Linked DNA regions of Homo sapiens: region 1 is linked to region 2. A link is an interaction called in ENCODE POLR2A ChIA-PET data of the cell type or tissue named here. Cell type or tissue: PC-9. All regions are shown on one strand. Each heading gives the region's core, and the rest is flanking DNA. Links, peaks and the distances in the headings are about the cores only.

Region 1 (5,400 bases), core at 510-4,509, 250 kb after region 2:
TACTCCCATCTTACAACAACCTAATGTTTCTAGTTTGTCTGTGTTTCTCTTTCCTTCCCCTCCAAATTAATCTCCCCAATCCATTTCTTTATAAATCACCCTTGCTCCCTAAATTCATTAAACATCCTGAGCCTCCTTCTCTGCCCTCTCCTCATAACAAAATTCATGTGTCCTTGACTCTACAGCTCTGTCCTTTGGGTCTTCCATTTCTGGAACCTCAACACTCAGATGTTGCCTTACTGGCTGGATTGGCGCTTGGCAAATGCTCAGTGTGTGGATACACATCCAGGGATCTGTCTGTATGTTTCATTCCTCTCTTCAGTGATTCTGGGGTTTAAGGAAGAGTGGCTTTCTCTTTTATTTTTCATTTGTCCCAAGTTTCCCTCCCAGGAGAAGCATAATAAATGCTTCTTAGAGTTCAGATATTAACTCTCAGTGCTGTCCCTGCACTGGGGAGTCCTTTTGTCCTCTGGTTGGAAACCTCTTTGTTGTTTAGGAATTTTCACATACACCCTATTACTTCTTTCTGCTCGTGACAGAACCACCTAAGCTACCCTTCCTGCCATCTCCCCCATCCATCTTAAAATGCTTCAGTAACTCCCTATTGATTTTAGGGTGAAAACCTCAATCCTTAACCTACACCACATGGCTTTACGTGATTTGGCCATGTCCGCCCTCTCTACCTGCATGCCTTGCCTTCCCTCTTTCAGCCTGCATTTCAGATACATCAATCTTTTTCTAGCGCTTTCAACAAGGCCCAGGCTCCTTCACTAAATTAGTGCCTGATCACCCTGGAGAGTTAGGGACATATCCACAAGCCTCGATGGACTCCCCATTCTACATCAGCTCCTTGGGTACAGGCTTTCATAGAATGATGTTCCTTTCCACCATAGTGCTTGCCTCAGTGTGAAATTACACAGCATTTAGTGTGATTATGTGATGAACACCTCACTCTCTGACCACAATAAAAGCATCTGGAGAGCAGGGACCACACGACTTTTGCCCACCATTGGGTTTCCAGTGCCTTGCATAGGTGCCTGGCTTTCCTAGTGAGTGCTTAGGACGTATTCTTTACATTCACAAGTAGATCAATTTTGGTTTGATCCGCATGGATCTTCGTAGTATTAAAGTGAAACAATACATGGACAATAATTTCTTTCTTTTTTCTTTTTTTTTTTTTTTTTGAGACAGAGCCTCTCTCCATTGCCCAGGCTGGAGTGCAGTGGCATGATCTCGGCTCACGGCAATCTTCGCCTCCTGGGTTCAAGCGATTCTCCTGCCTCAGCCTCCTGAGTAGCTGGAATTACAGGCATCTACCACCATGCCTGGCTAATTTTTCTGTGCGTTTTTAGTAGAGATAGGGCTTCACCATATTGTCCAGGGCGGTCTCCAACTCCTGACCTCGTGATCCACCCTCCTCAGCCTTCCAAAGTGCTGGGATTACAGGCGTGAGCCACCGTACCTGGCCAATAATTTCTAATAAATAAAATAAGTATTGTATTTGAGGCTTCGCAAGGGTCATCTCACCGCATTTTTATGAAGTTTAGTATTTTTGTGCTATATTTATTAGTATACGTATCCTAGTTTCATACAACTTACTTCTAGAATGTATTAGTCAGTTTCTAATACTTTAATTCATTTTTGTCTATTTAATTTTCTTTTAGTATACCTGAAACAAATGAGCAAAGTAAAAAATAATGTCATATGCATATACTTCTATAGATGTATCCAGATAGAACAAGCTTATTGCCATGTACAATGCTGAGAACCTGGGTCACCTAATGAAATTTAGTTTGCAATTCTTCAAACTAAAACTCCTGGGATATTTATTAAAAAGTATTTTTTAGAAGACAAGCCAAGATCTATTTGAAAAGGGCCATAAAAGATGGATAGCAGTGGTCCTGCTTATATACTGATTACAAAACAAAACAATCCTTAAAATAAACAAAAAATACCAGTAATTAATCTCCTTAGAAGACAGTTTAGCAACCAGCTGCTAATTCAGCATGCTTCTTGGTAGTCTTAATGTAGATCTTCAAAGGCATTTCTCACACAGAGAGGCAAACAGCTTACTTAGGAAAAAAGCTTCTAATAACCCACAGTTAGGATAATCAGGGAGTAGGAAATAAGAGAGATAGCTGTTAATCTTTGTTTGAAACCAAGAACAACAATGCTAGCAAACCTGATGTCCATTTAAGCAGCATCACCTCTAGAGTCCAACAGAATTATACTCATTTTGTTAAAACATACCAGGTATGGGCAAACCAACAGAGAGGCCAGCACCACCGTCAGATAATTTCCCATCGATATAGACTTTCCAGATGCCATTGGCACTTGTCCAAGTGATTGCAATATGATGCCATCTGCCATCATTCACCGAGGGACAGTTTGTTATCTTTTCCCTGCCATTCACATAAAGAACCCAGCTGTAGAGAGAAAGATTCCAGGGAATGTAGTCATTAGCCATATGTTGCAATCCTTACTGTGGGGCATGCTACAATTTTTCTTCTTTTTCTTTTTTTGTGGGTAAAGTACTTTGTGTAAATCCATTACTCTTTTTTTTTCTCCATTTGGTCACATTTTGTAGAAGCAGATTTGATTTACTAATTATACTTTATTGTAGCTCACTGAAAATTGGTTTGTGTTTCTTAAACACTGAGGGGTAGGAAAAAGTCTTAGGATGAGCCAAGAGAAGTTGCTCCAATTTGAGAGAATTTACCAACTGGCTGTTTTGGAGAGAATGAGTCAAGAATGGAAAGGGTGAGAATTGTGTAAATGTCAAACTGACATCCTTCTTCCAGAATGTAAGTTTCTTAAGACCAAGAACAAATTTCAGATGTTTCATAGATACTTCATCAAACAAACAATTAGTCTGTTTGATGGTTGCTGCTATGGTTTGAATATTTGTATGCTCTCAGAATTTATATATTGAAATGTAATCACCAATGTGATTAGGAGGTGGAGTCTTTGGGAAGTGATTAGGTCATGAAGGCTCTGAAGAGACCACTTGCACCTTCGCCATGTGAAGACAGAGTAAGAAGGTGCCATCGTGGACAGGAAAGTAGGGCCTCCCCAGACACTAACTATGCTGGCACCTTGATCTTGAAGCCTCCAGAACTGTGAGAAATATATTTCTGTTCTTTACAAGCCACCAAGTCTATGCTATTTATTATAGCAGCCTGAATGGACTAAGACAGTTGCTCATGTAGTCATATGTCAGACAAAGTATGCTGATCCAAAGAAAAGAATAATTGAAACAACAAGGATGGCCAGCCAGAAGATATTTCCAATAACTGTGTCATTCAGGGAAATGACAAAGCTAATAAGCAGTTTAAAGTAAAAAGTCTTCAAAATCAAATGGAGAAAAAGAAACGATTAGAGAAAGTTGATAATGAAGATAAAAATTCATTGACCACTTCTCCCAGCATCTTATCAGATCCTGTTTACAGAGGTTTATGAAAAAATAATATTTTTGCAATATTAATGGTTTCCTTTCTGCATTTTTCCAGTTTCTCTCCTTATTCAAGGAGGCGACAGATTCTCTCTTTATATATATTTTGTCTCAAAGGAGGGTTTTTGCAAACTTCTTGGATTTTTGTTTTTGACAGATCAAGTACATTAAGAAGAATAGTATTTGAGGATGGGAGACTTCTACCAGAATAGTGAGATTCCCTTGGATTGGGGATAGAAAAAAAAGCTCAGTGGGTTTTGAACACCAACAACCTGCTCATAAGTAGGCCAACGATTTCAGTGGATCTGAGAGGAAAAGGCCATGTGGTGCACCACAGAATCTAACCACACGGAAGTTATGAACCTGAAGTTTTGCCAAGGATTTCACATGTTTAAAAAAGCAGTGGTTTTAAAGGGACCACAAACGCTGGGTCAGTGGACAGCTCAGTGATAAATAATGTGGACAGTTGGCCAACGATGGAAGTCCTGCTCAAGTCCGTGGCTCTTTGGCAAGACTCTGGGTACAACTAAGGTTGGCTCTCCTGACAACCCATGGCGATGGGGCCCTGGAGTTGGAATTAGTGGATTCTAAAAAAAATATGCACACTGAGTTTGTATACTGATTTGTATGCAATACACTTGTCTCCCAAGGTCAATGATGTCACTGAAATCCCTTAACTTTTAGAGATCCTATTATATAAAAGAAAGAGCATCAGTATTTGAGTCAGAGTTTGAGACTTAGCCCTGCTACTCCCAAGGTGTGAGATCTGGGGCAAGTCATTTAGACTTTCTGAAACTTTATTCTACTGTCTATAAAATGGGCACAGCTCCTCAGGTCATTGTGACTATCAGATGAAGTAATACATATGAAAAGACTTAGTAAACAGCAAAACACAATACATGTTTGAGGTATTATCACTAAAAATTTACGTTCTTAAAGAACTTGTTCAGATGCTCCATTTGATTATTGACACCCTGCTGTTTTCTGGGAACACCTGACCCTCTACTTTCCCATTTCCCATCCTCAATGTCAGTTCTAATTCGGTTCCAAGATAAGATCTTAAGCATAGCCTTCCCGACACTTCTGCTTACCCGTTATAATCAGTCAGGAGCAAGGTATTGTCGCTGCCGTTATCAACTGCATAGGAGATTGGTGTTCCATAGTTCATGTCGTCAGAGGATTTCATCCAGAAGGTACAGGTTAGAGCATGGAGAGATGGGAGCATGCCATCTAGCATGACATATCCATAGATGCCAGAAACTTCAAAATCCAGGTTAAAGCCTGTAGACTGTTCTGCAATGAATAAGAAAAGTGTGCAGACTGTGGCACTTGAAAGACATTTCCAATTGTCAGAGGAAGCAGTGCTATTGTCAAAGAAGCTCATTTCAGTGAATATGATTATCTAAGAAGCAGTTTCAAAATTAAATACATATTATTTACAAAATACATAGTGCATTCTTTTAAATAAAATAACCAGTGAGTATATAAGATAGGAAAAGCATTCAATAGTGAAAGGAAGCAGAGAAACAGGAAGTAGTTGGAAGGAGAGGTGAAACTGAAATGCTACTAAAGCCAGGAGATACTAAAGCATGTCTGTATGCTGATGAGAATGACTCAGTAGAGAGGAAGTAATTGATGTCACAGGAGAGAAGGAGGAGGTGCTGCAAGGGCAACATGCTGCCCTACTCAAGGCTCTGGCTTTTCCCTATTTCATGAGCAATTCAGCTCTGCCCCAAACCTGCACAGACCACTCAATAAAACAAGTCTTACAGCTAAAAGACTCCAGTCTCCTGAGAAAGTATTTAGATTTGATCTGCTGATTCTCAAACATGTCCATGGAGTCTCACCTCTGAAGTCAAGCGGCTTATCAAAGTATCATTTCTATTATAAATAAGTAGAACATGAAGAGTTCTACTAAATTCAATTTTCTCTATTTCCCCCCTAAATTT
Region 2 (5,400 bases), core at 778-4,777:
ACAGTCCGTGTGGTCTGTGCCTTTCTCCAAAGATGACTTCCAGGACTTCACTATTTAAAGGGGAAAAGCTGCTGGAGGGGAAAAAGGGAGGGTCTGGAAATCCACAAGTTGCAAGGGAAAAGGAGAAGGTAGGGGAATAGTCAATTATGGATTTGTTTTGCAATCAGTAACTCAGTGTTTACATAAGATAAGGCGAAAGTGGAGTAGCTGCCTGTGGAGATATTTAACCTTTTATCTGTGCTATCTGTTTAGGAACAAAAGGAAAGGCAGTTTCATTGTATGACTCAGCTTTTAGCCGTTTTTTTGTTTGTTTGTTTTTTTTTTTTTTTTGAGAAGAGTCTGGCTCTGTCGCCCAGGCTGGAGTGCAGTGGCGCAATCTCAGCTCACTGCAGGCCATTCTCCTGCCTCAGCCTCCCTAGTAGCTGGGACTACAGGCGCCCGCCACCACGCCCGGCTAATTTTTTGTATTTTTATTAGAGACGGGGTTTCACCGTGTTAGCCAGGATGGTCTCGATCTCCTTACCTCGTGATCCGCCCATCTCGGCCTCCCAAAGTGCTGGGATTACAGGTGTGAGCCACGGCGCCCGGCCGAGGTCCTGAGTTTTCATTTCCTTTCACAGCATTAAGTAGTGGCCATGACCCAACCCCTCTCTGAGGCAGTTTCTCCCACCACCATGGGGACATGTCCTGGATGGGTGTGACACTCCGAGGGAATTTGACTCTAGCTCCCCAAAGAGGTAAGGAGCTGGACTTCTTAGTTCCCTTCTCTCTACTCATCCCCTCCAACCTCCCCCTTGGCCGCTGTGGTTAATCTCCCTCCACACACACATGCACACACAGGTACTAATGAAGTCCTAGTTTGTGAGTGAGCAGGGACCTTGGAATAAGTCCTTTCCTAAGGTAGGGTCTTAAGTTGCTATCCCCCTAGGAGCCTGAGTGCCTAGAGGGAGGGCGAGGAGACAGCCACAGGCAAGTTGCAATATTTTCTCTACATATTCTGCCTGGAATCAAGATGCTCAGGAAACGGCCGGGCGCGGTGGCTCACGCCTGTAATCCTGGCACTTTGGGAGGCCAAGGTGGGCGGATCAGGAGGCCAGGAATTCAAGACCAGCCTGGCCAACATGGTGAAACCCCATCTCTACTAATAACACAAAAATTAGCCAGGCGTGGTGGCACATGCATATAGTCCCAGCTACTCAGGAGGCTGAGGCAGGAGAATTGCTTAAACCAGGGAGGTGGAGGTTGCAGTGGGCCAGGATGGCGCCACTGAGGGAAAAAAAAAAAGACTCAGGAAAGAAGTTCTGGACTTAGAAAGTGGCTGGAGTTTTGTCTTGTATTTTTTTGTATTTTTAGTTGGGATGGAGTTATAACCATGTTGGCCAGGCTGCTCAAACTCCTGACCTCAGGTGATCCACCCAGCTCGGCCTCCCAGAGTGCTGGGATTACAGGCGTGAGCCACCGCACCAGGCCAGGATTCTGGTTTCTATGACCCACCTTAGAAAAGAGGCATTCTAGTTTCTATGGCTAGCCCTGGGGGAGAATGGCACTGAGAGACAGGAGGGCAGGAGAAGGTCAGAGAAAAGTTTTTGCTTCTGAGGCCTTCTCTTGGGGGCACTGTTTTCTGAGCCACAATAGGGACATTCAGTGTTTGTATGGAGCTCATTCCCTCTTCTCCTCTCCATGGAATTAAACACCTGACTAAGGCCGGATGCTATGGCTCTCGTCTGTAATCCCAGCTCTTTAAGAGGCTGAGACAGGTGGATCACTTGAGCTAAGGAATTCGAGACCAGCCTGGGCAACATATTAAGACCCTGTCTCTACAAAAAATACAAACGTGGCTGGGCGCGGTGGCTCACGCCTGTAATCTCAACACTTTGGGAGGCCGAGGCGAGCAGATCACGAGGTCAGGAGATCAACACCATCCTGGCTAACATGATGAAACCTCGTATTTACTAAAAATACAAAAAATTAGCCGGGCGTGGTGGTGGGCGCCTGTAGTCCCAGCAACTTCAGAGGCTGAGGCAGGAGAATGGCATGAACCTGGGAGGTGGAGCTTGCAGTGAGCCGAGATTGCGCCACTGAACTCCAGCCTGGGCAACAGAACGAGACTCTGTCTCAAAAAAAAAAAAAAATACAAACATTAGCTGGCTGTGGTGGTATGCATGGATAGTTCCAGCTACTCAGGAGGCTGAGGTGGGAGGATCGCTTGAGCCTGGGAGGTTGAGGCTGCAGTGAGTTGTGATCGCACCACTGCACTCCAGCCTGGGTAACAGAATGAAACCCTGTCTCAAAAAAAAAAAAAAAAAAAAAAGAAAAAGAAAAAGAAAAGAAAGAAAACACCACATACACACATGCCCTACTTGACTAGTTCTTCTCAAAGCCAAAGGGGAAAGAGGGAGGGCAAAGAACCTTTCTTCTTTTTTTTTTTTTTTTTTGAGACAGAGTCTTGCTCTGTCGCCCAGGCTGGAGTGCAGTGGCAGGATCTTGACTCACCACAACCTCCGCCTCCCGGGTTCAACTGATTCTCCTCGACTCAGCCTCCTAAGTAGCTGGGATTACAGGCGTGAGCCACCAAGCCCGGCTAATTTTTGTATTTTCGGTAGGGATGGGGTTTCATCATGTTGGTCAGGCTGGTCTGGAACTCCTAACCTCGGGTGATCCACCTGCCTTGGCCCCCCAAAGTGCTGGGATTACAGGCGTGAGCCACTGCACCCAGCAGAACCTTTCTTTTAAAGATGGTAGTGTCGGCCAGGAGAGGTGGCTTATGCCTGTAATCCCAGCACTTTGGGAGGCCAAGGCAGGTGGATCACCTGAGGTCAGGAGTTCGAGACCAGCCTGACCAACATGGCGAAACCCCGTCTCCACTGAAAATATAAAAATTAGCTGGGCATGGTGGCATGCACCTGTAATCCCAGTCACTCGGGTGGCTGAGGCAGGAGAATCGCTTGAACCCAGGAGTCGGAGGTTGTAGTGAGCCGCGATAGTTCCATTGCACTCCAGCCTGGGGAACAAGAGCAAAACTCCGCCTCAAAAATAAACAAACAAATAAATAAATAAATAAAGTAGTGTCTGCAAGAAGGAGGACTGACACATTATCCCCCCACTAGATGATTGCTCAGCAGAAAGGGGAGACTTCAGTGGAAACAAGACAGTATAGAATGGCCAGAAAGAGAAGGTGCAGGGATGATCACCTCACATAGGTGCAGAAAATGCCTCCTGCCTATGTGTCTACAGGCCGAGCTGGGCTAGCAGAGGTAGATGAACTTGGGGCAAAGGGTAAAAAGAATGGGCTCCTGATGCAATGGGGTGGAGGCAGCTTGACCAGGCATAGCCATCTTCCCAAGAGACCCTCAAACACGCTAGCGGGATGCTTGGGATGAGTCCCTCCTCAGCAGGAGCCCACTGGGGCCACCACCTGTCCATACCAAGCCTATAGATGACAAGCCAGGCCAGCGTAAATGGCCAAGGCGAGAGACCAAAACTACACCATAGCCAGTCACATAAAGAGCTATCTGTGCTTCCTCTCCATCCTTCCTACCCCGTTGTCAAAAATCTGTGTAAACACAGACAGAAGGGTGCGGGAATGAGCCTCTCCCTCCAGCCTTAAAGGCATCAATCAAGGCTGTGCTGGGAGGAGGTGGAGCCTGGTAGACTCTGACTTGACTATGAGATGAACTTTAACATTTGAACAGTTCCAAGCTTTAACAACTGAAATGAATGGCTTTAATGTCAGGAAGTGACTGAAAAGTTAGGGAATCTGACTGAGATAGTGTGAGGGCAGCCTGTCCCCTAGTGGGGAAGAGGCTGTTCGATCCAGCTGAATTGGTTCTTGGAAAAGAACTTTTCTGTTCCTAGCTTAGGGAAAACGTCTCTCCTCTGCGTCCCTCACCACCCCAGGGAAGATTATCGCCTTCAGTTAAACTGGGAAATCTGTGGCTCTGAGATTTGGCTCTGAAATCTCTGGCTTTAATTCACCCAACAAAGGTCACACCTCTACCAATGGCAGTGCCCAGACTAGAGCCTGATCCGTCCTCCTCTGCCAGGGGAGACTGAGGCATGGTGTGTGCCAGGCAGCCACATGGGGAGTCCACACTGGGAAGTGGAAGCCTGGGGAACCCTAGGTAAAGGTGGCCTGCCTGATGCAGGATTTACAATGTGAGCTGGTTTTTCTCTATCTTAGGAAGAGAAGAGGAAAACTTTCTGCTAATGTTATCGGTGGAGGCCATCCAGGCTCTTGGCATTTTGAACAAAGACTTGGCCAACCAGCTGGCCGTGTGGCCTAATGGATAAGGCGTCTGACTTCGGATCAAAAGATTGCAGGTTTGAGTTCTGCCACGGTCGTGGAGGGGTTATATTTTGTTGGGTGCGGTGGCTTATGCCTGTAATCCCAGCATCTTGGGAGGCCGAGGAAAGCGGATCACCTGAGGTCGGGAGTTTGAGGCCAGCCTGGCCAACATGGAGAAACCCCATCTCTACTAAAAATACAAAATTAGCCGGGCGTGGTGGCGCATGCCTGTAATCCCAGCTACTCGGTAGGCTCAGGCAGGAGAATCACTTGAACCTGGGAGGCAGAGGTTGCGGTGAGCTGAGATCACACTGTTACACTCCAGCCTGGGCAACAAGAGCAAAACTCTGTCTCAAAAAAAAAAAAAAAAAAAAAAAAAGGGCCGGGTGTGGTGGCTCACACCTGTAATCCCAGCACTTTGGGAGGCCAAGGCAGGCAACATGGTGAAACCCTGTCTCTACAAAAAAACCACAAAAATTAGCCAGGCATGATGGTGCACACCTGTAACCCCAGCTACCGGGGAGGCTGAGGTGGGAGAATCGCTTAAAGCTGGGTGGTGGAGGTTGCAGTGAGCTGAGATTGTGCCACTGTACTCCAGCCTGAGAGGCAGAGCAAGACTCCATCTCAAAAAAAAAAAAAAAAAAAGATGTAATTATTGGCTGGGTGTGGTGGCTCACACCTGTAATCCCAGCACTTTGGGAGGCCAAGGCAGGCAGATCACCCGAGGTCAGGAGTCCGAGACCAGCCTGGCCAACATGGTGAAACCCCGTTTCTACTAAAAATACAAAAAATTAACTGGGGTAGTGGTACACGCCCATAATCCCAGCTACTTGGGAGGCTGAGGCAAGAGAATGGCTTGAACCTGGGAGGCAGAGGTTGCAGTGAGCCGGGATTGCACCACTGCACTCCAGCCTGGGTAACAGAGCAAGACTCCATCTCCAAAAACAGGAAACAAAAGCAAACCTATAGAAAGATACGTTACTTGTGGGACACTTCTTTAAAAACAAAAGCAAAGGACAAATTTTTTTGAGAAAATTTCCTTTTTTATTAGAATATTTAAAAAACAACTGAATTGTATTAATTATTCACAAAAGGAATGACAATCCCCAAATTTG

Evidence for each region. ChIA-PET counts read pairs that join two places held together with the same protein. Peaks named below come from ENCODE experiments on the same cell type or tissue, not always from the same donor. Only the 100,000 strongest peaks of a DNase experiment are listed, where the experiment ranks them.
Region 1: POLR2A ChIA-PET joins it to region 2 with 6 read pairs; 2 of 35 experiments call an interaction of 5 or more read pairs at or near these places.

The regions. Positions count from the first base shown.
Region 1 is chr9:110,441,295-110,446,694 of GRCh38, forward strand. It overlaps SVEP1 (sushi, von Willebrand factor type A, EGF and pentraxin domain containing 1), which reads right to left. Exons shown (of 48, transcript NM_153366.4): 26 at 4,543-4,744; 27 at 2,251-2,426. Among named protein-coding and RNA genes, the nearest start is that of TXNDC8, 110 kb to the left of the region's middle. In PC-9, for the core only: no CTCF peak of the experiment used is centred there; a DNase peak (open chromatin) is centred at 2,457.
Region 2 is chr9:110,194,255-110,199,654 of GRCh38, forward strand. It overlaps C9orf152 (chromosome 9 open reading frame 152), which reads right to left. Exons shown (of 2, transcript NM_001012993.3): 2 at 5,307-5,400. Among named protein-coding and RNA genes, the nearest start is that of C9orf152, 11 kb to the right of the region's middle. In PC-9, for the core only: no CTCF peak of the experiment used is centred there; no DNase peak of the experiment used is centred there.